Regions from separate parts of the Homo sapiens genome. Here all the other regions are linked to region 7. The links are chromatin loops, found by intact Hi-C in ENCODE. Cell type or tissue: MCF 10A. All regions are shown on one strand.

Region 1 (4,000 bases), 580 kb after region 7:
AATTACATAGCACCTACATCAGGATTAAATGATAAATTCCATCTAAAGAACACAAATACATAGTGTCATTAAAATGTAAGCATTCAATAAATGTTTTTATGCCAGACAAACTAAATCCTCTGAAACAGAACTGCTATATGGTCTATAACTAAATTCTAAATTAATATCAACATCAAAACTGCATCATATTCTGTTTCTCTCTTCTTTTTCTATGTCTTCATTTGACACAGTTCCAAAAGGTTGCCTTTTAAAGTAACATCAGTCCTTCCTTCCCTCCTCAAGGAATCTTGATCTCTACCCCTCTCATTTTCCCTATAAAATCACTTGAAATCAAAACAAGCAAAAACTTTTTTTAAAAAATCTAAGGAATCTTACTGAAGATTCTCTGTGTAAAGTTATTCCTGTATATAAGTTTCGCTCACTGTTTCTGCAAGAAAATAAATTTAAGAGAAAAAACAGTTTCAAAATTACTGTAGAGTAATTAACTATGGACTTTGCAATGTAAACTCCTATGTCTCCCAAGAAGATACTGAACAAGGTTAAGTCTTATCTCTAAAGACATTACTTTTAAATAAATTAAAAACCAACCAAATTATTCTAATTTTAATAACTTACCCATCAAGCTCAGCAGTTTCAACATAACAGAGACCATGTGGCTCACTACTTGATAGGAGAAGTAAATCAGCCTATTTTCAAAAATCATAACAAAAGAATACTTGAGAAGTTAGATTGGTTGAAAGTCTTCTACAGTATATCACCTCTTGACTACTAAAGAGGCAACAGAGCCTCAGAAACAGAGTAAAAGAAGTGAGATCCTGTTCTACCTCTATGTCATATGCCCTGAACCAAACCCTCCCTCTTCCCTGTTCCTCCTTTATATGCCCCTTGACTATCACAACATAAGCAAGGAAAGGAGCTATCATATGAATTAATAGCCACTTGATTCACCTTTTTTTAATGAAACATATAAATTCTATTTTCTTGCTTTGATAATTACTAACATAAAACTCTCTCCAATAAATAATTGGAAATATATGCACAAACTTTAATTACCTAGTGTCATCAGTTAAAAGCAGGGAGCAGGCAAAGGAGATGGGGAAAAGACAGAAGGGAAATAGATGGAGGAAACTGAAAAAATAAAATAAAAATAAGAGGGGCAAGGAAGTTAAGAAAGAGATAAAGATGGAAAGAAAAAAGTAAAAGATGGTAGGGAGTAAGAAAGAGGAGAGCTAAGATAAAGTAGGGACTAAGGAAAACAGCAAGACAGAAGAGAAAATGTAGTCAAAGGCAGTGGGAAAAAATCAGATACTGAGTAGTTTGGATTTTTCAGAGATAAACAGTTCTATTCTGATGTCCAATTGAGCTTTGCATATCACCTATCACAATTCAGTTTTAGCATCCTGGTAGCTCTCTAAATTGGCAAAGTGCTTATTGATTTTATTTCAAAGCTCTAAACTTATTTTAAAAATAAGTGTTTTTATAAAATTTTGAAGGGTCTGAATGTCTAAAAAGAATTGGCTTAAATTTTAGCAATTTAGTTTGAGACATTAGCCTAACAATTTTCTAGCTATGTCTGAATGTATGATTGGCATTCCAAATCTGTGATATTTTCTTACCTTTATTTTTAAAAACATTAGAATTGCTTTGTTCTTGAATCTTGGGGGTTAAATTTAGAATCAACTTACTTTCTTGATTGTCTCAAGCTTTTAAATTTGCAACTCAAAAATAGGGTGTGCATGTGTGTGTGTGTGTGTGTGTGTGTGTGTGTGTGTGTGGTTTTGTCTAAACTGGGATAAAACAGAGCTGGGGAAAAATACCCTGTGACGGCCCCTAAAAGAATAAGTGGGTTTGCATTAGCAAGGCTCTTACACAACTCTGAATCAAAGAGCCACAGAAGCTTGTTGAGGCAGAAATTCTCTGACTTGTCACACTGTGAACAGAGGAAAGCCACATAAAGAAAGTGATGCCGCTCTTGGGCCAAAAACTACCCATCCTGATTTTAAAGGAAAAAAAAATTTTTTTTGAAAATTCACCTTGATCTTATTTCCCACATTCAAATTTCAATGCATAAAACCAGGCACAAGGCACTAAACAGCAATAGAGCTTAACAGTCAGTCTATGGGCCTGCACCTCTCCTCCCCTGGGCTTAAAAGGCTCATGTTAAACAAAATCCAAAATTCTCTAATCCTAAGAATCTGTGATTGAATATAGAGAAAGATGCCTATTTGTACCCAGGGCTGCTTTTCTTTGAAACTCGAATCCAGTGTTACTGTTGAAGACTGGGTGGGGCTGCACTGACACTCACACCATGGTAAACAAGGGGTGGAGTCCCTGCACACAGCTGGCTAGGAACATGTGACTGAGGCGCCACTGCCATCTGGCGGTCAGATTCTCTCCTGAGCAGTGACCCAGCTTCCCACAGGCTGACCCCCATAGGTTCCGGGCTAACTGTTCTTGCTCACTGTACTCTCCAGGACCAAGACGCCTACCTTCCCCACCTCCGCCCATCTCCCCAGTTACCAGCTTTTTCTTTGATGTTCTCTGAACCTTCCTCCTGCTTTCCTACTCCTTGATGGCCTTGCTGCACTCCCTTCATCCATCCTCCCTTCTCCCTGTCCCTCTGCTGAGGCCTGCTGTTCCCTTTTGTTAACCTCGTCCTTCAAGGCGTTAATTCATTGTGGTTGAGGAGGGAGTGCGAAGGGAAGGCCCAGCGGGGCCGGGAGGATAAGCGGTCAATGCGCTCATTGTCATGCAGGCAGGCCTATTTTCTAGTGCCCTCAGTCATAATTCTGAAAAGGAAAGGGCAGGAGAGCTGCAGAAAAAGCCCTGCTCATCCCTTGTCACCCGTTTGCCAGAAGTGCTGTGCCAGGAGTGGAGCAACCCATGAATTTTGGGGCCCACTTTCCCCAGGACTCTGAGTCTCACAACAGGCCTCCTCAAGCTGACTCATCCAGTAAATCCTACGGGGACCCAATTCCTAGTTGATCCAGAAACTTGTGTTCCAGGTGTAGGTGTTTATGATTCCAAATAACGTAGCTGATATTTAGTTAGGGTTTACTATGTGTCCAGCACCATCCTAAGAGCTTCACATGCGCTATTTTATTTAACATTCACAGAAATCCTGTAACGCAGGTCTTATTGTTATCTCCACTTTACAGATGAGCAAAGTAAGGCCCAGAGGGCTTCTGTAACTTCCTCAAGGTTACACAGTAAGGGTAGGAGCCAGGATTTGAATCTGGGCATACAGTATGAGGCATATACTGCAAGGGATACCAAAATGAGTAAAAATCTCTTTGCTTCAAGGATTTGTATAGTTTAATAAAGGCAGAATATAAGGTTTCTAAGAGCCTCATTAACAAAGTGCTATGAAAGGAGTGCAAATGAGAGTGCAACGTTGGGTTGGTAGTTGAGGAAGGGCATCATGGAATATTCTAGATGCAGTGAAAGGAAGTCCCCAAGGCAGAATGACTAGCAGGAGTAAAGAAGAGGAAAGGAAAAGCGTGAATATCCAAACTCACAAGTGGGCCAGGATATCATTAATTCTGATCAGAACCACCTATCATATGCCCCATATTTACTTTCTTTTGTGAATTATTCATGCCTTTTCTCCTTGCTCTGCCAGGAGAGGCTCTGCTATGTTCTTCATGAAGGAACCAGTGTTTTCCAACACAACGCCCCTTCCCCAACTTCCATGGGCAACAGAAAACAAATATTCCCATCAGAAGGAATCTGAAAAGAATGCACTGAACATATTTGGGTCCTCAGAGCCAAAGACATTGTCCTCATAGGGTTATTAGGCATAATAAATATTTGTTGAGTTAAAGAATAAAGTAAAATGTAAAGCAATGATAACACCCTAAAGCTGTACAATTCTTTAAGGATTTATAAAACCCTCTCTCATAATTGTGTCGTTTTACTCTCTTCACAACCCTGTGAGTGAGTAGTATTATTCCCATTGTATGGATGAGGAACCCAGGAGGTCATATCTGGCCCAGGAGTG
Region 2 (4,000 bases), 190 kb before region 7:
ACAACTTGGCATGAGATTTGGGCAGGGATGCAAATCCAAATTATATCACAGTTCTTTCTGGAACGTTGCTCATGTAGCTTCCTACATATGTGCAACTATCCTCCTCTTTTTCTCCTCATACCTGCCTACCCCCTCTGTTCATATTCCCCTCTCAAAATCTCTTTCTGTTTTTCTTTTCTTAGTGACTTTCAAGATGTCCTTTTAACTAGGAATAGAACCTGTCAGATATGCTAACATAACTGTATCTGCTTTCAAATTGTGTGACCTCTTGTTGATGGTGAGCAACATATTTTCAACTTCTGTGAGTGACAGTAGAGTAAAATTCTGATGAGCTGAAGTCAGACTACGCATTTTTGGAAAGCAGCTAAACCTCTTTGAGCCTCCAGGAAGACGTCCTCTCTCTATCAAATGCGGACTTTTAGAAATAATACTCTCTCAGCCACGTATGCCACCCAGTATTATTATCACGTGCCATTACTGTTTGGTAGTTATTTATGTTCATGTCATCTTGGCTAGATTGTGAACTTTTAAAAGGCAAGCCTTCTGCCTTTTACCTTTATATTCCCATGCATGCTTTGTATGCTTAAGTGGTTAGCCACTTAATATATTTTAAAAGAGATAATGTATCCATGTTATTGAGTTAAAATAATCCATGGAAGGCATCTATTACAATGATTGGCATATAGTAGATATTTAGTCAGTTATATTAGAGCACTCAGTCAATATGGGGAATTTTGCTTCATTTCCTCCTCTTTAATTGATTCTCCCATTTCACATACATTGTCCTTCGGCTGATTTTAGGAGCCTATTTATTTATCTGCCTATTTTTCATTTTGAAGTATTTTTTTTGACTTTCAAAGAAGACACAAGAATAGCATAAGGAAATCCCACATTCCATGGATGTATGCTTAGTATATTGTATCAAGGAGGCACAAAACATCCCTTTACTGGTGGTGTTAATTTTGATCATTTGATTAAGGTGGCATCTGTCAGATCTTTCTACCATAAAGATGCTATATTTCATGCTGTTAATAGAGAAAAACCCTAGGCTGGGTAATTATAAAGGAAAGAGGTTTAATTGACTCACAGTTCCATATGGCGGGGGAAGCCTCACAATCATGGCAGAAAGCAAATGAGGAGCAAAGTCACATCTTACATGGCAGCGGGCAAAGAGAGCATGTGCAGGGGAACTCCCCTTTGTAAAACCAGCGGATCCCATGAGACTTATTCACTATCATGACAAAAGCACAAGAAAGATCCACCCCCCATGATTCAGTTACCTACCATCAGGTCCCTCCCACAACGTGTGAGAATTATGGGAGCTACAATTCAAGATGAGATTTGAGTGGGGACACAGCCAAACCATATCAGATACTTTTTTTTTTTTTTGAGACGGAATCTTGCTCTGTCGCCCAGGCTGGGGTGCAGTGGCACGATCTCAGCTCACTGCAACCTCTACCTCCCGGGTTCAAGCGATTCTTCTGCCTCAGCCTCCTGAGTAGCTGGGACTACAGGCTCCCACCACCACACCCAGATAATTTTTGTGTTTTTAGTAGAGACAGGGTTTCACCATATTGGCCAGGCTTGTCTCGAACTCCTGAACTTGTGATCCGCCTGCCTTGGCCTCCCAAAGTGCTGAGATTAGAGGTGTGAGCTGCTGCGCCTGGCCCAGATACTATGTTTTTCCATTGTAGTTCATAAGTGTCTGGTGGGGAAATACTGTAAATATCTTGCTTCTCATCACATTTTTACTAAGTTTAGCCCAGTTTAGCCAGTTTATTAAGTTTAACAGTCCATTGATGATTGTTTCCTGAAACAAATTATCATACAGTTTACCATGTAGTGACTTTTCTATTCACATCATTCCTTCTATATCTATTAGTTAGCATTTTACCATAATAAAGAGTTTTTCTTTCCTCTTCATTTAGCTTTGTATTCATTTGTTAACTTACATTAGTATAGACTCATGGAATCTTATTTTGTTAAATTGATTATGCATCAAAATCATCATTTTGTTTATTTGTTTTTTTTTCTTAAATTGTGCAGATGGTAAAATTGGATGGGTGGCAGAGATGGCTTTGAGTACTCTTGTTTCAGTTTGGGGGTGTGCCAAACAGCAGGCCCAGAGGATAAGCATTCATGTGGTTTACACCAGTTTAACAAGGACCAACATGAAAGAGAAAATAGTTGTAGATTACTCTGAAATATATTGTTTCCTCTGTGTTTCAGGAAATAAAAAGGGTCAGTTGGAGGTAGTTTAGTCACTAAGGCCACTGCAACTTCCTCTCTTAACTCTTAGCAGCTGGAGATGTTTTGCTGTAGACACACAGTTTGAACATAAAAGGTAAAGGAGAGTCAGTATCGCTGTGTTGGCACAAGATGGCAGCAGTCATCCATTGATTTTGCAGCTCAAGGCCTACAGATTTTAAATTAATGGTGTCTTTTGTCTTCGCAGGGACTTCAGTACTAGTGCTAATAACATCCAGATTGATAAAACCAAGCCTTTGTGGCACAACTATTTCTTATGTGGACTTAAAGGAATTCAGGTAAATTGGTTTATAAGGCACTTACTACCAGTTGAGATTATCATGTGTATTCTGTCAGATTTATTTTATTTACTACATCTTTTTCATCTCCTTACAGTACTAACCGATGCTTCTGTTCTATTTTGCTAGTTTGTGTTTCAGAGAGTGGGGAAGATATGACTGTTTTGGGGTGGTGTTCACAGGGGGCAGTAGTGGTTTTTATACAGCTGGCTGTTCATAAATAGGTGCATCTGACAAACATCTGTCTGGTTTTAAAATCTTTGTTTAAACATACTTTTGAGGATATGTTTTAATACTATTATTTACATTTATACTTGGGATGTATAGGGGTATACTGTAATAGGATTTAGAGTCAGCCCAGGTTTGAATCTGGGCTCTTCTCAGCTGTGGTAATTTAACCTCTTAAGTCTCAGATTTATCCATAAAATGATGTCATTGCTATCCTGACAAAGAGTTGTTAAAAGAATTACATAAAGCTTGATGGTAGCCATTTAATAAATGGTAGCTAGTATTGTTATTGCTACTTCAGATGGGATTAAAAAAAGATATAATGAAATGTATTAGTATAAGTATTTTCCAAGAAACATTGAATAATTACTTTGAAAATCTCTAATGTTACATACAAGAACAAGAAAATAAAATGTTTTCACTCTCATAATTGAAAAAGTATCAAGGACCAAAAGAAAATTGATATTTGCTGTTTTTAGAGCCACTTTTATATTGCAATAATTATTTTAGATGTAGTGACTTGCATAGAATCATAGTAGGACAATAAGAAGTAAATTTTGCCTTTGTGAGCTAAAAGTAAACAAACAAACTGACCCATGTTTTAGAGAGCTTGTGTTCCTTACTGCCTGGCAGTCCTATCTGAAACTTTGTAATGAGCAGCTAGGACTTAGTGGCACATCCATTACAGAAATACATCAAATTTATTTCTAATGTGTAGTCCTATACTGTAACAGTGGTGGTTTTTGTTCTTAAAGTTAATGAATTCATTTCTTTCTTTCTTTTGTGTTTTCCTTTCTCTCAGACACATGGTAATAACTTACAGGAAAAGTTATTGGCAGGTTTTAAATCTTCAAATCATCTGGCTTATCATATGCATTAGTGGGAATTACAGTATTTGGAAGCATTTGCCTGGCAAATGCAATTTTAATCTTCCTTGTAACAACATGCCTTTTTGCAGCATATGGGTAAAGTGGCCTAAATAATGCATGTTGCTTTGTGTTATTTTTGAGCATTTCAGGTTTTAAAGCCTTCCTGTTTGGTTTGACAATTTATGTGCAAAAGCAAACTTATACAATGAACTTTTGGCAGAAAGGTAATTTAAATGCTAGCCTGTTCAGAAACTTTCAAATTCAAATACTAGAAAGTTTCAGAGAATAATTCACTTATATTACATTGAACATGTTATCCTTTTGGCATAGAGCTATTACAGAATGTGGCATATACCC
Region 3 (4,000 bases), 51 kb before region 7:
GATAGTTGTTTTGCAACACTCTTCCTGTTTCTTTCTTGGGTACTATAAGATAAACATTCTATCTTACTAAAATTCTAGAAATAGACATTTCTGTTATTTTTCTGCAGTTATCAGTTATTAAGTTAAGAAAATCACAGTTTGCAGCCCTTTTTCCTCTATAAGAGTTCATGGTTTTTAAGAGTACTTCAGCCAGGTAAGAGGCAAATAGGTATTAAATGCAATCCCGTGGTGTTGTTTTTGTTTTGTTTTTGTTTGTTTGTTTGTTTTTATTTTTTTGAGACGGAGTCTCGCTCTGGAGTGCAGTAGCGTGATCTTGGCTCACTGCAAGCTCTGCCTCCCGGGTTCACGCCATTCTCCTGCCTCAGCCTTCCGAGTAGCTGGGACTACAGGCGTCCACCACCACGCCTGGCTAATTTTTTTATTTTTAGTAGAGACGGGGTATCACCGTGTTAGCCAGGATGGTTTTGATCTCCTGACCTCGAGATCCGCCCACCTCGGCCTCCCAAAGTGCTGGGATTACAGGCGTGAGCCACTGCACCCGGCCTGGTGTTTTGGTTTTTAAAGCAGAATGTCGCAAGTTGACCAAAAACCTCTTGCTAGGGACATTCCAAATAGCCAAACCAATGAGCAGAAACCCTAATGTTTCCATTCATCCCATGAAAGATAATAGCAGAAATTTGTCAGAGCACTTTAAGATTCCATGAAACAAGACTTTTATTGTCAAGTCAACCTAGCCTAAATTCAAAGAATCAAGCAACTCCATAAACTTAAGAATGATCATAAAGGATGAAATAGAAAGTCCAAGGGGTGATTTGGGTACCTAATTTCTCAGAAAATTTATTAAAGGATAATTGCTACAATAAGTAAAAAGCTAAACATTGATTTTTGAGGCTTGAATATGTGTTCTGCCAATGCTCATACCCAGTGTCACTTTCAGGGACTAGAAACCCACAGGCACCCATTTAGCATGTGGACAACTTCGGTGCCTGGAAAATTTTTCATCTTGAGCTGAAATCTATATCCCTGTATCTTTCACTTATTTATTGGCAAAACTTATACTTTTTTTGAGCCATACAGAAAAACTCTAATTCTGCTTTCCTACAGTAGCTCTCTACATATTTGAAAACAGTTATTATGGCCTTCAGAGTCTTTTCCTTCCAGAAGAAATACTTATAAATAGTTTGGCCATTGCTGAAGCAATATGATTTCAGAGCTCTTCATAATTAGGTTTAGATGAGGTTGTCAATGATGGAATTGGAGTCTTTATAAGAAGAAGAAGAGACCAGAGCTCACTCTCTCTGCCATATGAGGACACAACAAGGAAGAGGCCATCTGCAAGGCAGGAAGAGAGCCTTCACCAGAAAACCAAATTGGCTGGCTCCTTGATCTTGGATTTCCCATACTCCAGAACTATGAGAAATGAATTTCTGTTGTTTAAGCTACCCAGTCCATGGTATTTTGTTCTGGCAGTCCAAGCTGACTAGTACAATGGGACAGGGCAAAAAATGCAGCAATGTGCTATACTACTAAAGATGTATTTCCAATTTCTATCTGTTAGCAGCATCCTCTGAAAAAGGTTGTTTAATCTGTTACAAACCCATGTGTTAGCTACTAAACAAAGTACGAGAGACCATTTTTAGTGTTTGCTGAAGACCAGATATACAATTTTTATTACTTATCTCTGATTTCTAAATCTGGCAATATTGCCCCAAAGGAAATGGAGTGACATTGTCATTGATTCAAAATTGACTTCTATACATCACCAGTTAATATCTGAAGTGCCTGCAAACCATCCTTAGCCTCACTGTGAAGGTCAGAATAAAGTAGGAAGATATTTTATTAAACTTGGGTTATTAAATACCGGGAAAAACATAAATACTGACTTTCAGAAAGTGGTTTTTATATAGGCATAATTTTTAATTTTAAATAAATTATCTTATCAGACTGGATAAGATGATGTAGACAAAATTTTAACAATAAAGACTGTAACCAACTTAAAATCTAATTGTCTAACAAATTAAGATATCAAATTCAGAATTTCAGGTCAATAATCTCATCAAATTTTGGCTAAGGCAACACATGGTGGTGAGTACATGAAATCTCTACCTGCAAGGCACCTTCAAGAATGTCGAGAAACTAAGCATTCAAGACTCAAGAGTAACAGTATCTACATGTGGTCAATTATTCTAGGACCATGGCTTAAGAAGTAAGGACAGGTCAACTATTGTTGATACTCCTTTGAAGTTTTGCCTGCAGCTTTGCTGCTTATTAAGATCATATTCATGTGCAAACACCAGATGGAGCCTTTGTATGTCAACCAAAGGAGAAACAGTGACAAGACATGTTGTGAGGAAAAAAGATAAATATTATGATATTTTTCATTAGAAATGGGGATATTTTCAGAAGAAAATAAAACTTTTTAATATTAAGATTAAACCTCAAACAAATCTCTTTTGACCATTAAATTCTTTTCCAAAATATATGGTAAGAATGTAGTAACCAGCATTGCCTATGTACAGCACAGTCAATTGCAAATATATTGCAAATTAAACAAGTAAGAAATTTTTTCATAATTATTATACTCCAAACCTTTGTTGCTAGTCTTGATAATCTTGATTCTTCCTTGGATATGGGCAACGTATATGCTCTTGGGTTGTTCAGAATCTTTATAATATTGAAGTCGATACCTAAAACAGAAAATAAAATACTTTTTAAAATTCTGGTATTTTTTTCCTTCACAGAAAAAGCATGATACCTCTTTCGCCTTTTAACAATGCACCCTAAACATGGAGAAAGGCAAACATGGATAAAGAGTGTTAAGACATTGTTACAACTTGTCCCAAAGAGGAAATAAATATTTCATATTTTTACTCAATAGGGCTTTATTATTATTGTAAATATTCATTTATAAATAAATGAAATAAAATTCACTTATAAATAAATGAAATAAAATTCACTAATAAATAAATGAAATAAAATTCACTTATAAATAAATGAAATAAAATTCACTTATAAATAAATAATGAAATAAAATTCACTTATAAATAAATGAAATAAAATTCACTTATAAATAAATGAAATAAAATTCACTTATAAATAAATGAAATAAAATTCACTTATAAATAAATGAAATAAAATTCACTTATAAATAAATGAAATAAAATTCACTTATAAATAAATGAAATAAAATTCACTTATAAATAATGAAATAAAATTCACTTATAAATAAATGAAATAAAATTCACTTATAAATAAATGAAATAAAATTCACTTATAAATAAATGAAATAAAATTCACTTATAAATCAATGAAATAAAATTCACTTATAAATCAATGAAATAAAATTCACTTATAAATCAATGAAATAAAATTCATTTATAAATAAATGAAATAAAATTCATTTATAAATAAATGAAATAAAATTCATTTATAAATAAATGAAATAAAATTCATTTATAAATAAATGAAATAAAATTCACTTATAAATAAATGAAATAAAATTCACTTATAAATAAATGAAATAAAATTCACTTATAAATAAATGAAATAAAATTCACTTATAAATAAATGAAATAAAATTCATTTATTTACATTATGTCATCCTCGCAAACCATTCAGTGAGCTAAGAAACATTTTCCATAATTTACAGTTGAGAAGACTAAAGTGCAAGTTCTATGACTTGTTTAAGCTACTATTTACTAAGTAGTAGAAGGAGAGGACATAAATTGGGTCTTTTGCTTCTAAGTCCAAAGCAATGACCCTCTAATTAAATGCAATAAGCAACCTGGGCCTCTGCCTGTCAGAGTCCTGTTTTTCCATATTCTGACAATACACCCAGATAAGAGGAGACTTGGTGACCTTTCCTTTCAACTGGCATGAATATGCATGAGGGTACAGAGGGATTCGTGCCACTTCTTAAAGGAAAAGAGAGCCATGTGATTTAATCAGGTATGTCAATCAGCCTAAAAGCAGAAGCTAGGTATTAAGTGTATCTTAACAT
Region 4 (4,000 bases), 560 kb before region 7:
GGTTGCAGGCTCTAGTGTACTGTGATCACACCTGTGAATAGCCACTGCACCCCAGCCTAGGCAACATAGCAAGACCCTGTCTCTAAAAAAGAAAGAAAGGAAGAAAGAGAGAGAGAGCTTACATAATATCAAGTATGGCTTAAATGATAAAATATCTCCTAACACTAATATGCTAGCAACCTAACCAAATAAATACTTTTTTTTTAAAGAAAAGGTAATCCTTTTGTTTTTAATCTCGTAAATTCCCAGTCCAATTAAAAATGAAGTCAAGGCCAGGTGCAGTGGCTCACGCCTGTAATCCCAGTACTTTGGGAGGCTGAGGCAGGTGGATCACTTGAGGTCAGGAGTTCATGGCCAACATGGTGAAACCCCGTATCTATTAAAAATACAAAAAAATTGGCTGGGCATGGTGGCAGGTGCCTGTAATCCCAGTTACTTGGGAGGCTGAGACAGGAAAATCACTTGAACCTGGGAGGCAGAGGTTGCAGTGGGCCAAGATGGCGTCATTGCACTCCAGTCTGGGCGACGAGTGAAACTCCATCTCAAAAATAAAAATAATAATAATAAATAAAAATAAAAATGAAGTCAAAATAGAAAGTCATATCAAAATGGAAACAACAATTTTTGCAATTTTATTTTTTCTTAGGATTGAGGAGATGTTGAGAGATGAAGATGAGGAAGATAATGAGAGAAGCAGGATACTTAAGCCTAAATAAATAAATAAGAAAAGCTAAATTGTACTTCCAGTGAGGGCGATGAGAGAATAGGATGTTTAAAAGAACTCCGTGAAAAGATTCAGATCTGAGTTCAAGTTCCAATTATGCCACTACTTATGTGACCTTGAACAAGTCACTTTATGGCAAGGTCCTTGTCTGCCAAGACAATGTCCTGAGTCATCTTTGAAGTCTTTTTGTTTTACAGAAACCCTATTCTTCCTCTGTCATGGAAGCTCAAAGTCTCTGAGGAACAGGGCGGCATGTGGGTACACAGAAATGAATGAATCAATCAGACACATCAACCAGCCTCTAACGCTTCTGGCGTACCTCTAGAATGTCTTATTTATCTCAACTTTTCTGATTCTGATGCTTTGAGGTTTGGGTCCTGTTCATAGGCTGATGCTATCAACATAATTTTCTGCTTTTCTTTGGATTAGCCTATTACTACCATATTACTTTATTTATTATAGAGACAGGTGTCTCACTACGTTGCTCAGACTGGACTTGAACTCCTGGGCTCAAGTGATCCTCCTGCTTCAGCCTCCCAAGTAGCTGGGACTACAGGCATGCCCCAACACACCCAGCTTGAGAAGACTGGACAAAAATAAAAGAACAAACAGTGGTGTCTGTCTGTCTCCAGGCAAGATGCAACAGCAGACAAACAGACTGACCTCATGCAGATGTTCTGCCCAGTCTCACCACCTTCAGGGAGCACATGTACTTTCACAGTTCCATTGTTGCCTCTCATAGACATGCTATGTTGCTCTATGGAAATGGTCTTTTTTAGGTTGGTCATGGGACAGGATAGAGGTGGGCCTTGAATCACATATAAATATGCCCATTTCCCAGGATTAAAACCAATTCCAAAAGCTTGGCCAAGAATTGCCCAATTTTCAGCTAAAGGGAAAGAAGAAAGACAAGTAACTATATATAAAAAGAGCCAAGTCACAAAAAAGAGGGTGCCTTTTCAGGGATATGGTAACTTTGTTACCAAGGCCTGAGCTTTGCTTCCCATGTCTGGAATCAGATGAAAGTCTGGATTTTTTTCATCCCACCTGTAGCAGGATGGGCTCACACTTCCAGCCCTGGGTATCAAGTACTAAACTAAGATTCAAAAGAACCTGAGATACATATTCATCTGTCTTTTTTATTTGGTTATTGAATTAGGTAGTCATAAACAAGAGGATTACAACTATTACTAAAGGATAACAGACACTTCTTTACTACTTTTATATTTGTTCTTAATAAACAGTTTTTTTGTTTTGTTTCTGTCTTTTCCTTTTATACTTAGAAAACCAGAAATTCAAAAGTTCAGCTTTTCAGGTCAACCACCAGATGGTGCTATGGGATCAAAGCAGGGAGTCCTCCATACTTTAGGAAGAAACAACCTCAAAGAGGCAAGCCAGTATTCAGTTCATAGCTAATTAATACCACCAGGACAGTCGTAGGCATACTTTATAACTATAAACATAAATAAAAATAAGTGGATTAATTTAAGTTGGTTTTACTGGTTTTGGGGTTTTTTTTTTTTTAACTTTCTTCAGAGACCCAGAAGCATGGCCTTCCTATATCCAGGTAGTCCAAGCAGTCCAGTCCTATTCACAGACTAGATTCAGGGAAAATATTAAAACATTCCTGGACTGCCACACATTTGGAGTAAGACAATGTGGATTTCCTCATTTACAGCAATTACAGAAGCAGGGTGTATTAATCACTAACTAAACTCAAAACATTCTTACTGGAACTTAACCTTTTCTATAAAAAAGGCCTTTGATAAAATGAAGAGTTCACTAAAGGGTCCTAGCCAAGATGGAAAAAGTGGGAACTGCCCTGATTTAAATGCACTAATGCTAAAAGCGAATCAAGCAAAAGGAAGAGTGGGAAGCTTCGGGATTGTCAGCATGAAGCCCAGTCTCCTCTGCTCATCTCCACTTCCTGTCAACCATACTGTCCTCCTCATCCCTGCAATCTGGCTCCTGCCTTTCTAGGTGTACAAAAATTGAGCTTTCCAGAGTGACCAGTGGCCTGTTAATTGCTGGGCGAAATAGCATCTTCCCACCCTCATGCCCCTTAACTCCTTTTCAGTGTGTGACCATCTGAGATGTCTCCTTCAGAAGAACCTTGCTCTTCCCCTCTGTTAGGTAATACTCATTTCTTGACTTCCTCCTGTCCCCTGACTACTCCTTAGGCAAGTCACTGTCTCCTGTGGCTTCCCCCACTCCCTGACATCCTTAGCCCTCTTCTTTCTAGGTTCTGCTAAGAAGTTGCAGTTTTTTTCTGCACCTGCAGGCCTGGCCTGCCTCCCTCCCCTCCCTGCCAGCCCCACCCCCAGCCCCAGACCTACTCTCTGGGCTTCTCTTGTCTGCCATTTTCTCCTGGATGAAACAAACTTGCTAGTTAATTTTATAACATCAGCTTTCTGATTTCATTATTTTAAAACATTTATTCAAAGGTTTTGGATATTTTTTCTTTTTATAAATGTAATAAATATTCACTGTAAGAGTTTTAGAAAACAAAAAGGCACCAAGAAGAAATAAAAATTACAGAAAATTTCACTATCCAGTGGTTATCTCAATAACCACTAGGAACATTTTGCCATATGTCTTTCCTATCTTCTTATAATGCGTATCTACCCAGAAAAGTCACCTGGGATTATACTATACACAATCTTCATAATGTTTTTTGCATTAACAGCATTGTGAATATTTTTCCCATATAATTACTTATTTTTCTACTATTAGCTTTAATTGCTGCATCATAGTACATTCTATGAGTTTATTTAATTTGCTACTTATGAATACTAAATTTTGTCTTATGATATAAATAATATACAAAAATGATCTATATTGCTTAATCTTTGTACGTATCCTAATTATTTCCTCAGAAATAAAACTACTGGTTCAAAGGCATTTACATTTTTAAGATGTTTGATGCAAATGATCAAATTGCTCTTTAAAATGTTTGAATCTAAACTCTTTATCAGCAGTGTTCAAGAATAACTACTACTCGAAACCACATTTTATCTTTTTTCAATGTTTGAAATTTGGAGATGAAATATGATGTCTAATTATAATTTGTGTGTCTGATTGCTAGTGAGGCTAAACTTTTTTATTTTTCAAATGTTTCTTGGTGCCTTGCCATGTTCTTTTGTGTGCTCAGGACGTAGAATCTGTCCATCCACTTAATGGCTGGGTAATCTTACGAAAACCGCCTTATTTTTCTCACCTCCAGTGTTTTCTTCTATTTAAAAAAAGGAATGATATGTTTACATACTCCCTAGGGCT
Region 5 (4,000 bases), 730 kb after region 7:
GGTCACTGCAACCTCTGCCCTCTGAGTTCAAGTGGTTCACCTACCTCAGCATCCCGAGTAGCTGGGATTACAGGCGTCTGCCACCGTGCCCAGCTAATTTTTTGTGTTTTTAGTAGAGACGGGGTTTCACCATCTTGGCCAGGCTGGTCTTGAACTCTGACCTCGTGATTCACCTGCCTTGGCCTCCCAAAGTGCCGGGATTACAGGCATGAGCCACCACGCCCGGCCTACATTTTCAAATATAAAATTTAGTCACCAGGCTGGGAGGACTGTTAAGTTGAACAGAAACAGAAACAAATCAACCTAAGCATGTATCATATAAAAAATGTAATTATTCAGAACAAGAAAAATAATTATTCCAAGTAACTTGTGAATGTGAAATTCTAACTGGCCACCCTCAGGGAATATTCTAAGGATAATAATTAAGAAAGCCTTGAACTTTACCTGGTAAGGTAAGTTTGTCTTTGGTAGTGGTATTGATGTAGTAATTCTGAAACTACTTTGCGTGTGTTTTAGAATTTCAAATAGATAAACATATTGATCTTGCTGGTGTTGCAGGACTTTTCCTTAGTTCAGCTAAAGACAGGGTCCTTTTCCGTCCCATGGTCACCAACATTTAGGCTCATAGATGGTTTGAAGCGTGAGTAAAGCAGGGTTGTATTGGGTAAAAGGGAAAAAAGGGGAAACAGGGATCCTCCTAAGGCCAGAGTCCCTGCTAGAGAACTTCCCACCCACAAGTTCCACACAGGAAGAGGAGGAGCCTTGAATCCCAGGTTCCACACAGGAAGAGGAACCCTTCTGCAAATGTTGTGAACTTCTGTGTCTCCACCCCAGTGTGCACTCTTCCCAGTGCACAAGCCAGTTGGAGTTTTTCCAGGGATCCTCTTCCCACTTGGCTGTCTCACTGGGAACCAGTTTTCCCATTATGGGAGGGTTGTTTTTTGTTTTTTAAAAGAGATATGGAGTAAAGGAAGAAGACGCAAACTCTTTGGTGTTGGGTTACGAAGTTAGAGGTATCAGTACAAATTCGAGGTCTTTAAAACTATGTATTAGCCAGGCACGGTGGCTCACGCCTGTAATCCCAGCACTTGGGGAGGTCAAGGTGGGCAGATCACCTGAGGTCAGGAGTTCAAGACCAGCCTGGGCAACATGGTAAAACCCTGCCTCTACTACAATTACAAGAATTAGTCGGGTGTGGTGCTGCATGCCTGTAATCCCAGCTACTCAGGAGGCTGAGGCATGAGAATCGCTTGAACTGGGGAGGCGGAGGTTGCAGTGAACAGAGATCACACCACTGCACTCCATCCTGGGTGACAGAGAGAAAGAGACACTGTCTCCAAAAAAAAAAAAAAAAAAAAAGTATATACTTCCTATTTTGTCCATTGAAAGAGCCTAGAAGCAATAACCCTCCTGCAGAAGGAGTATACCTGCACCCTGGCTTCCATGTCTAAACACCATAGTCAAAAGACAAAAGCAGGATCCCACGGAGAAATGGTTGATTCCAGGGCTGGGTCAAGGGAAGCACAAGGTGATCCTGGAACATCTTTTGTTTCAGAACATCAGAACATGCTCAAAAGCTGATCGGGACCTGCCAAAAGACACAGGAGCCAACCAAGATCAATGACACAAAAGAATATATAACATTGAATTTTTTGAAAATTGCTGAGTCTATACCCAACCTTTAAAGGAGGAAAAAAAGAAAAAGAAAAGATGCCAATGAATGCATGTGGAAGGAATGATAGAAACAGAAAATCACCCTCTCAGAACCACCATAGAAATAATAGATTCAGGCAAGGATCATCAAAGAGTGCCAAAATCATTCAGTGGGAAATTGGGGCGTAAAAGAATATTTATACAATCTAAAAGTATAACTCCATGCAATACATATTAATTACAAAGAAGAACTATATCTTTCCAATGCATCTAGCAGTTAGCATTTCTACTAAGTGATCCAACTTAATACGAGCAATAATGGGACAATCAGGCAGCAGATGCCTCCTGGTCTGACACACTGAGAAGGACAGAACACCACTTCTTTAGTGTTCCTGCCAAACTGCAAAACCTGAATCTAATCATGAGGAAACATCACATAAACCCAAGTTAAAGAACATTCAACAAAATACTGGCCTGGACTCCAAAAATGTTAATGTCAATTAAAGACCAAGGAAAAGCTGGGGAACTGCTCTTGATTAAAGGAAACATAAAAGACATAAATAATTATATTTAATATTAAATGCAATCTGTAATCTAGATTGGCTTTTGGATGGTTTACAAAAAAAAAGCTATAAGACATTGCAATGGGTTGAATGTGTCCCCTCCAAAATGTAGGTGTTGCCAATATGACAGTATTAAGAGGTGGGGCCTTTAAAAGGGGATTAGGCCATGAGAGCTCCTCCCTCATGAATGGGATTAAGGCCCTTACAAAAGAGGCTTCATGCAGTATGCATTCCTTGCCATTCCACCTTCTGCCACGTGAGGACACAGCATTCCTTTTCTTGGAGGCTACAGCCTTCACCAGATAACCAAACCTGCTAATGCAAAGGATCTTGGACTTTCTAGCCTCCAAAACTATGAAAAAATAAATTTCTGTTCTTTATAAATTACCCAGTCTAAGGTACTCTGTAATAGCAGCACAAAACAGGCTAACACAGATATTATTGAAGTAATTCGAAAACTGAATAAGAATTCATATTAGATAATAATATTAAATGTAATATTAGATAATAAAATTGTATCGACTTCAAGTTTCCCAAGTGTTATAATTCTGTTGTAGTTAGATTACAAAATTCTCTTGTTTTAAGTGATACGTACTGAAAGTATTTAGGAATAAAATGTTATATTGTCTACAACTATCTCTCAAATGGTTCAACATCATTTCATCCATAAGTACTTAGTATGTATCTCAAAAAGATAAGTATCCCTTTTAAAAATAACAATACATCATGCTATTTTTAAAGCTTCCCAGGTGATTCTCTTGTTCATCTATGAATCAATACTACAGAGATGATAAGCAGAACTAATCTCAGGGGTTAAATGTGAATGTGGTGGTGGCAGTTGAGAACATTGTGTTAAGAACAATTCTGACACATGATTAGGCTCAGCCTAAGATAATGCCATGATTGATTGGCTAGGTCTGCCGTAGTGCCCAGTATGTCCCTGTATATTATCTGAGTCATGTCATAAGCATAAAACACAGAAGACAAGAGAGAGTAAGCTATAGGCCAGAAGTTAGAAAGGAGATCCTAGTATCACTGGTAGAGTCTGATCTGGTGATAGACTGCTGACCTCTCTTCCTCTTCAAATCAGTCAGACCTGTTTTCCTGGTTAAACAGTTTATAAGGAAACAAAAGGCAAGCATGGGAGGGGATAATATGTGTATGTGCACTAAGCCTTGAAGCAGATCTCTTTGATCATCACAGAGTCCACTGAGGTGGTAGGAAACAACTGCAGAGAGGAGCTCTTTAGAGAAATAACCACAATAATAATAATGATAATGATGATAATATGCTCAAAAGAGAAGTGAATCTAATGAAAAACTACTTCATTAGAATGAAATTCTAATAGAGGCATTTATCAACCTAAATAGCAAAGAAAGACTCTCTAAAAATAAATGATATGTATTTGGGAATAAGGCATTGCAGTGGGAAAGCACATGCCATAGTAAACTATGTGTGTATTCAGGGCAGTAAAGGAAGACAAAGGCTTTTAAGAGAAAAATTAAGAAAATTTCATAGTTGGCCGGGCACAGTGGCTCATGCCTGTAATCCCAGAACTTTCAGAGGCCAAGGTAGGCGGATCACCTGAGGTCAGGAGTTTGAGACCAGCCTGGCCAACATGGCAAAACGCTGTCTCTACTAAAAACACAAAAATTAGCCAGGTGTGGTGGAGGGTGCCTGTAATCCCAGCTACTCAGGAGGCTGAGGCAGGAGAATCGCTTGAACCCGGGAGGTGGAGGTTGCAGTGAGCCAAGATCACGCCACTGCACTCCAGTCTGGGTGAC
Region 6 (4,000 bases), 890 kb after region 7:
AGCATTTAATGGGCAAGTGCCATGGATACTAGAGGTCCAGCAAAGGAGGGAATAATCCTGTAGGACAAAGAATTGTCACATGTTCTAGATAATTTTCAAAGATTCCATTGAAAATATATCTACGGCTGGAATATAACATGTAAACAAAACGTATTTTTCCACAGTGTTAATGTATTCCAAATATTCTAGAATGCAGCCATACTATAAATCTATTTTGTTTTGTTCAGAAATTTACTAAGAGTTGTTTACCATTTTGGAAATCATGTCAATGCCACTTTGGCATCTGCATCACCAATATCACGTATCAATCAGCTTGTCCAGCTATCACATTCACAGTGATTTTATGTGCTGGTATAAGTATTTTACTACCTCACTGTGACATCTAATGTAGTGTGCTCAAGTATTTACATATTTTAATACACAATTTATTATAAATTGCTTATTTTCAAATTATCCTTTATATTATAATCAAAACATGATTTTTTTGAAATTATGCAGATCAGTAACATTAACTATGATTTTCTTTCTTTTCTTTTGAGATAGAGTCTCTCTCTGTAGCCCAGGCTGGAGTACAGCGGTGAGATCATAGTTCACCACAGCCTCGACCTCCCAGGCTCAACCGATCCTCCCGCCTCAGTCTCCCGAGTAGCTGCAACTACAAGAGTACACCACTAAACCCGGCTGATTTTTGTATTTTTTGTAGAAATGGGTTTTTGCCATGTTGCCCAGGCTGGTCTTGAACTCCTGTGCTCAAGCAATCTGCCTACTGCAGCCTCCCAAAGTGCTGGGACTATAGGCATGAGCCACTGCACCCAGCAACTATGATTTTCATTTAAAGTTAGCGGAAGGGGCAATACAAAATATTTATCATAAAAAGGTGGCAATGGGGCTAATAAGATTGAAATCAATGGAAGAAAATACACATGAGATCAAGCAAGACAAAAATCAAAGGTCCTCTGATTTTCTTGTCAAGATAATTAGTAAAGTTTTAAATAATGAAAACAAAATCGTAGCATTTTCACTTCTGATTCTCACCTGACAGGGACCACACACACTCATCGTAGTTTTTGACCCTTAGAAGAACTCAGTTGTAATAAGACAACTACATTGACCAAGGGGAGCATAGCTCCAGGTCAAGTCACTAATTTACTCAGTTCAATATCTATATATTAAAATTCTGGACGGGTGCAGTGACTCAAGCCTGTAATCCTAGCACTTTGGGAGGCCGAGAAGGGAAGATCACTTGAGGCCAGGAGTTTGAGACCAGCCTAGCCAACATGGTGAAACCCCGCCCATCTCTGCTAAAAAATACAAAAATTAGCTGGGTGTGGTCCCAGCTACTCAGGTGGCTGAAGCAGGAGAATCCCTGAACCCAGGAGGCAGAGGCTGTAGTGAGCCAAGATTGCTCCACTGCACTCCAGCCTGGGCAACAGAGCAAGACTGTCTCAAAAACAAACAAAAATCCTCAGACATAAAGTGCTAGATTTTTAAAAAATCATTTAGTTTAACAACAAAAATATATTGCTTTTCTGCTGTGGCAAATAAGTTCTTTACTCCAATTAAAATGTATGTTAATAATAAATCTATTATACAAACTAGCTACTTTTGCTCAAAGTACATGCCAAGATGGCCATCTAGTGGTAACAGGAATTACTACCAATAATTACATGTTAAAGCTTAGTCTATTTTGTTTTGAATTTCCGTAATTTACAGCTTATAGAGTTGTTGTGAGGATTATGGCATGTACTAGACAGGAAAACTCTATAAAAGCATAAAGTACTAGTTCCACGTGAATGGTTACTAGCACTCTTAAATAAGAATATGAATTTTTAAAATGTTTACACCTATTATATTTAATAAGCCTTTACTCACATTAAAAATTTAAAATAAACTTGCTATATAATTCTTATGCTCAATGAGTACAATTATAAATCCAATATAAATCTCCTAAAGATTTTCTCCACTCCAATTTTGTATTACACACACATCCCTACACACACCCAGTCTTTAAAATGTTCATACTCTTTGACCTAGTAATTCTACTCAAATAAACCCATCATAAGGAAACTATTCAAAAATCTAAATATATCAATACTAATGTTATTTAAAATAAGGAAAAAAACAACCACAAACAATGATTAAAGAAATTAAGATATGTCATAATGGAATACTGTAGTGATTTATTTCTTTTACATTATGAACAATTTGTAGTATATATAAACTAGACAGTCATATAATAAACTCCCACATAGCCATTTAGTTTAATATTATCAATTAATGGCTGACTCATTTCCCAACTCCACCCATTGTTTTCAATCAAGTGTTAGACATTATATAATATTATCTCTAATATTTCAGTACAGATCTCTAAAAGATAAAAATATTTTTAAAATAATACTATATATATTCATTTGAAAATATTTACAAACAGTATGTAACAGTTTAAGAATCAGGACTCTAAGTTGTATATATACCATGATCTTAATAGAAAAACACTTGGAGCCGAGTGTAGTGGCTCATGCCTGTAATCCCAGCACTTTGGGAGGCCGAGGCAGGTGGATCACCTGAGGTCAGGAGTTCAAGACCAGCCTCGCCAACACAGTGAAATCCCACCTTTACTAAAAATAAAAAAATTAAAAGAATTAGCTGGGTGTGGTGGCTGACGCCTGTAATCCCAGCTACTCCGGAGGCTGAGGCAGAGAATCGCTTGAACCCGGGAGGCAGAGGTTGCAGTGAGCCGAGATTCTGCCATTGCACTCCAGCCTGGGCAACAAGAGCAAAACTCCGTCTCAAAAAAAAAAAAGAAAGAAAAAAAAAAACCACTTGGAAACAATACACCATTGTAATGAAAACTATGAATTTTCCCTTTTTTCTACTTTTTTCTAAGTTTTAATTTTTTTATAGCAAGCATATATTACTAATATAATATTAAAACTTTTATTTAAAAGCTTTTTTTCAAAATTAGGTTACAGATAAGCTTAATAAAGCCTTTAATGCACCACATTAGATATTGAGGCTGGGCGCGGTGGCTCACGCCTGTAATCCCAGCACTTTGGGAGGCCGAGGCGGGTGGATCACGAGGTCAGGAGATTGACACCATCCTGGCTAACATGGTGAAACCCCGTCTCTACTGAAAATACAAAAAATTAGCTGAGCGTGGTGATGGGTGCCTGCAGTCCCAGCTACTCGGGAGGCTGAGGCAGGAGAATGGCGCGAACCCGGGAGGCGGAGCTTGCAGTGAGCCGAGATCGCGCCACCGCACTCCAGCCTGGGCGACAGAGCAAGACTCCGTATCAAAAAAAAAAAAAAAATTAGTTATTGAAAGCATTTTTCATAGTAAAAGTATGTAAAATATGACTCCAAGTAAAATTTAGCATACTATAATCATGTGTACGTGTATGAAAATATTCCAAATTTAGTTGCCTACAGTCTCATAAGAAAACAATTTCAATAATAATAAAAACAGTCCCTAGCATCTTGCTCTTTATCTACATTGTCTCATTTTATCTAAAGGGCCTTAACAAGATCATTATTGTCTCCACTTTGCAGAGGAAGCAAGTAAAAAGTAAAAAGATTTACCAAAGAACACTAGTTTTGATCTTAAAATCAGACCCTTATTCTCAATTCTTCCTGTGTTCTAAGTTGAAGAACACTAGGAATCTGCTGGGATATAAAGGGCATGTCCTCCAAGGATTTAAGTTTAGTGTCTCCCAGTGTAATTCCTTTGAAACGAAAAATCATCACATGAACTCTGGTATATTTGGATTTTTTCCTCCATGCCCATTTTACCTAATGGAGTTTTTTTCCCCTTTATTTTTAAAATAAATGATATTTTCAAATATTATATCCATATATGTATCTCCCATATACCCCTTTTTCAGAAAACCACTAGATGACGTGTTCCACCAAAACCAAAAGTAAACTAGAAAGAATAATCAAGGGCTTCAGGAAATAAAGATCCAACATAGAATAGGAGAGAGTACCCAAAATGATGGTGAAG
Region 7 (4,000 bases):
TCTCATAAGAAGAGAAATGCAAAGGATAACTACAATTTAATGGCATTTTCACTTGTCAGACTAATAAAACTCCAAATGTTTTCACAATAAATTTTTTGAAATAAATGAGTACTCTTACCTACTGCTGGTGGGATTATAAAACTAGCACAACCTCTGTGGAGGATAAGTTGGCAATATCTTTTTTTTAATACCTTTTGTCCCAGGCAGTCTACTTCTGGAAATTGATCCTATAGATTTATTTTCGTAGTATAAAATGACATATTTTGTCTTTATTCATTACAGCATTTCTTTGGTAATAGAAAAGTACTGAAGAAAATTAAATGTTCCTCAATAGGAGGCTGCTCAAATACACTGTGATATACCCATTCGGTGGAATACCCTGTAGCTATAACAAAAACAAAAATGTGAGAAGCTTCCTAAATAATGAGATAGGAAGATTTTTCTGTTAAAAAAAAATACAAAAAAATGCATATGACGTGCTACCTTTTGTATAAAAAGGGTAAAAGTAAAAAATAATATGTATGTGTATATACATATACACACAAACATATGTATCCAGTTTGCCTGTACAAGCATAGCGAAACTCTGAAAAGATACACAAGAAACTAATAAAAAGAATTATCTATGTTTTGGGGAAGAATGAAAACTGACAGGATATGGAACAGAATAAGATGTAAGAATGAAAAGTAATGAAAATATTTAATTATGTTCCCTTCTACTGATTATATTATACATGATTATGAACGAGGCAAAGTTTTGTTTTTCTTTTTCAGATGGAGTCTCGCTTTGTCACCTAGGCTGGAGTGCAGTTGTGCGATCTCTGCTCACTGCAAGCTCTGCTTCCCAGGTTCACACCATTTTCCTGCCTCAGCCTCCCGAGTAGCTGGGACTACAGGCGCCCGCTACCATGCCCGGCTAATTTTTTTGTATTTTTAGTAGAGACGGGGTTTCACTGTGTTAGCCAGGATGGTCTCGATCTCCTGACTTTGTGATCCATCCGCCTCGGCCTCCCAAAGTGCTGGGATTACAGGCGTGAGCCACCATGCTGGGCCAGTTAATTCTTTGAAGCCAGCAATGGTGTGTTAAAAAAGAAAATTCAATCTACAAATAACAAAAAAAAGACAATAGTTCAAAGTATTCCTGTGCTTAATCTATCACTATAGGTCTATTAAAACAAGAGCAACAAACGGTTGCCAATGTATAACTTAAAACATCCAGAGGGTTACCCCATCTACAGTTGCCTAAAGTTATTCTTAGTTCCTGGAGAATTCATTTAGAAGCATAAGCATAATAAGGGCACAGTGAAATCTAAGTTTGGTTCTCCATTATAGCTGTGGTCCTAATGAATTGTGGGCCCATCCTGAATTAATAATTCTCCAATAAAAATGATAATCAAAGAATTTAAACCATTGATACAGTTCCCTTGTTGATATTAATCTGTTCATTAATATTACTTGGATCATATTTCCAAATTACAGAGTGTAATAGCATCTAATGCACTTTCATAGATCACAATTTTATTCTTTTGTTTCCCATTTTACAGTTAATCCTATGTAGCAGATATTAAGGAGGCACTAAGCACTCTTTGCTAACAAACTATCCATTTCTTTCATTTAAGTATTTAGCACTTAGTTAGCAAATGTGGACTTCTCACTTACTGATTTCTTGGTTTAAAAACTGTAGGTTCAGTATGGAACAAATGGATTTAGTAGCTCTTGAATATCTTTACACTGTAAACTTACTATTGATAACTTTTATTTCTTTAGAAGCAATATCTAAGTCCTAGGAATTCTGAGCCTGCTCATTATTGTTACCTCCCAAACTAGCGGAGTGTGATTCAGAACACAATAACATTATATTTTCTTTCCTCCTTCTCTTCCTCCTTTTAGAGAATACATGATAGGATGTTTTCAGCTTTCTAGCTTTCAACAGATGCAATGATCAAAGAGTCTGTCCCCCTCTGCTTTAATAAATGTGGAACATTCAACATTTGGCATATGAAGAGTAACTGGGTACATCTGAACTATTCTGTGCTCTTCATTCTGTTCCCTAAAGGGACAGATACAAAGAGAAATCACATAAACTATAATCCAGTTGAGTAGATTTAATTTCCTTTTCCTATTTGGTCTACATGCACCACCTGGTGGTAAAGTAGTGCATTTCACATAGAGAGAGAGAGAGAGAGAGAGAGAGTGTGTGTGTGTGTGTGTGCGCGCGCGCGCGCGTGCACGCGTGTGTGTTTTGAGGAGTATATAACATGAAAAAGATAATTTTAATATACTTTCTTAATACTGATTTAGATAGACAACACAATTATTCTACACCAAGAATCTAATACAACACTTGAGCACTACTTCATGTATAACAGAACAGGAAGTAAAGGAGAGAACTCATGCTGGAAAGTAAAATAGCTTTCACTTATTTACCTTAGCAATACATATTATAATTCCATCTCTAAATTAACATTTATTGTTCCAATATTCTTATTGAGGCAAAAATCAAACACTGATAATCAATGTGAAACCATTTCCTCCTTTTTAAAGAATAACAGCTTTTAAAAGTAGGTGCCCTGTTCCTTATATTAGTAGTGAGTATAAGTCACAGATCACAGAATTGTAAAGCACCATAGAGGCATTAGACCAATACACCAATTTTACAAATGTAGCAGCTGAGACTCTGGAACAGCAGGTAACTTGCCCGAAGTCATACTGGTCATTAGTGGTCCAACACAAATAAGAATCTAGATCTTCTCACTTTCAGCCTAGGAATATAATACATAAAAATTGTACTTATATTCATATTCAATGAATTGTCTCTGTATGATGTGATAATATTCAACTTATCTACACAGTGCTTTAAGGCACTCATATGTTAGTTAACACATACCAGTTTTGTTCTAACATTCTGAGCACAAAGAAGTAATTGAAGAAATGCATGTATCATAAAGCTATGGAAAAGATTTTCTAAGTATTAAAAAACCCTATATATATGTTCAAATGAATAATTTTCCAAGTATAATACAACTGCTATATTGCAAAGAAGGTTTAAAAAATTCCCTTTCCCCTTCTAACTGCTTCAGAACCAGAGATCTGTTTCTACAAAGTAGGTACCCACTTGTAGATTTAAGCATAAAACATGTTCATAGCTCCCTCTCATGACCATTGAATACTATACAAGCCTCCTTTTATTCTCGCTGTTGTATTCAACTAACAGCTCACTGGCTAAGTTTTAATTGCTTCCAATGAGGTCAGCAAAGGTATTTATCGAAAAGCCCTGAATAAAAGGCTCACACACACACACAAGCACACACGCGCTCACACACAGAGAGAAAATCCTTCTGCCTGTTGATTTATGGAAACAATTATGATTCTGCTGGAGAACTTTTCAGCTGAGAAATAGTTTGTAGCTACAGTAGAAAGGCTCAAGTTGCACCAGGCAGACAACAGACATGGAATTCTTATATATCCAGCTGTTAGCAACAAAACAAGTAAGTTACTGTTATTTGTCTTTTAAAACAATGCTGAATGTTTTCTAAAAGTTTATCTCTTTTTCTGATTTTAGTACTGAGCAGGAAAGTAAAGTTACAAGATTTTTGAGCCATGTAACTATAGTAATTATGCTGTAGAACATAAAGATAAGGTTGAAGTTCTCCAGAGCAATCCTGACATTTAACTTAAAAAACCTGGGCAGTTCAGGAGAAAATAATTGATTAACCACAAATGTAAAAGCATATAATAAAGAAGTCTAGGGAGAAAGCAGTTACACTTTGTTAGCAGTAATTGTAAAAACTTAATTTAAATCAATAGTTCTGAGTGCAGTATGGTTCTCACAAAATAGCAATTGGAATGAATGGTACAGTCATATTCTGTTTTGTCTCTACTCATGCATAAATTTTATAAATCTACACATAAAGTGGTAAAGATTTTGACATCCTCTGTGAAGGCTGTTTTAAATGTATCTTCAAAGAATAACCTATACTGTATTCTAATGCTACTACTTA

Evidence for each region. A loop is a pair of places that touch in the nucleus more often than their neighbours do. Peaks named below come from ENCODE experiments on the same cell type or tissue, not always from the same donor. Only the 100,000 strongest peaks of a DNase experiment are listed, where the experiment ranks them.
Region 1: it touches region 7 in a loop (2.9-fold over the local background); 13 of 110 quality-filtered maps call a loop at or near these places.
Region 2: a loop joins it to region 7, with 15 times the contacts of the local background. A loop is called at or near these places in 88 of 110 quality-filtered maps.
Region 3: it touches region 7 in a loop (18-fold over the local background); 6 of 110 quality-filtered maps call a loop at or near these places.
Region 4: it touches region 7 in a loop (35-fold over the local background); 65 of 110 quality-filtered maps call a loop at or near these places.
Region 5: a loop joins it to region 7, with 5 times the contacts of the local background. A loop is called at or near these places in 20 of 110 quality-filtered maps.
Region 6: a loop joins it to region 7, with 7 times the contacts of the local background. A loop is called at or near these places in 5 of 110 quality-filtered maps.

The regions. Positions count from the first base shown.
Region 1 is chr15:50,001,538-50,005,537 of GRCh38, forward strand. ATP8B4 (ATPase phospholipid transporting 8B4 (putative)) reads right to left here. Exons shown (of 28, transcript NM_024837.4): 8 at 616-686. Among named protein-coding and RNA genes, the nearest start is that of ATP8B4, 120 kb to the right of the region's middle. RefSeq lists enhancers at 2,069-2,258, 2,255-2,549. In MCF 10A, a CTCF peak has its summit at 2,414 (motif pointing left); a DNase peak (open chromatin) is centred at 2,344.
Region 2 is chr15:49,233,396-49,237,395 of GRCh38, forward strand. GALK2 (galactokinase 2) reads left to right here. Exons shown (of 10, transcript NM_002044.4): 4 at 2,456-2,546. Among named protein-coding and RNA genes, the nearest start is that of GALK2, 65 kb to the left of the region's middle. In MCF 10A, a CTCF peak has its summit at 2,361 (motif pointing right); a DNase peak (open chromatin) is centred at 2,386.
Region 3 is chr15:49,368,713-49,372,712 of GRCh38, forward strand. FAM227B (family with sequence similarity 227 member B) reads right to left here. Exons shown (of 16, transcript NM_152647.3): 12 at 2,590-2,687. Among named protein-coding and RNA genes, the nearest start is that of FGF7, 53 kb to the right of the region's middle. RefSeq lists an enhancer at 3,582-4,000. In MCF 10A, a CTCF peak has its summit at 2,282 (motif pointing right); no DNase peak of the experiment used is centred here.
Region 4 is chr15:48,859,962-48,863,961 of GRCh38, forward strand. All of the region lies in intron 6 of SHC4 (SHC adaptor protein 4), which reads right to left. Among named protein-coding and RNA genes, the nearest start is that of EID1, 16 kb to the right of the region's middle. In MCF 10A, a CTCF peak has its summit at 2,049 (motif pointing right); a DNase peak (open chromatin) is centred at 2,080.
Region 5 is chr15:50,146,083-50,150,082 of GRCh38, forward strand. It overlaps a transcript of ATP8B4 not described here. Among named protein-coding and RNA genes, the nearest start is that of ATP8B4, 29 kb to the left of the region's middle. In MCF 10A, a CTCF peak has its summit at 2,474; a DNase peak (open chromatin) is centred at 2,469.
Region 6 is chr15:50,314,614-50,318,613 of GRCh38, forward strand. The region is part of intron 1 of GABPB1 (GA binding protein transcription factor subunit beta 1); the gene reads right to left. Among named protein-coding and RNA genes, the nearest start is that of GABPB1-AS1, 38 kb to the right of the region's middle. In MCF 10A, a CTCF peak has its summit at 1,603 (motif pointing left); a DNase peak (open chromatin) is centred at 1,628.
Region 7 is chr15:49,419,954-49,423,953 of GRCh38, forward strand. The region is part of intron 11 of FAM227B (family with sequence similarity 227 member B); the gene reads right to left. It overlaps FGF7 (fibroblast growth factor 7), which reads left to right and starts at 3,289. Exons shown (of 4, transcript NM_002009.4): 1 at 3,289-3,487. In MCF 10A, a CTCF peak has its summit at 2,137 (motif pointing left); a DNase peak (open chromatin) is centred at 2,148.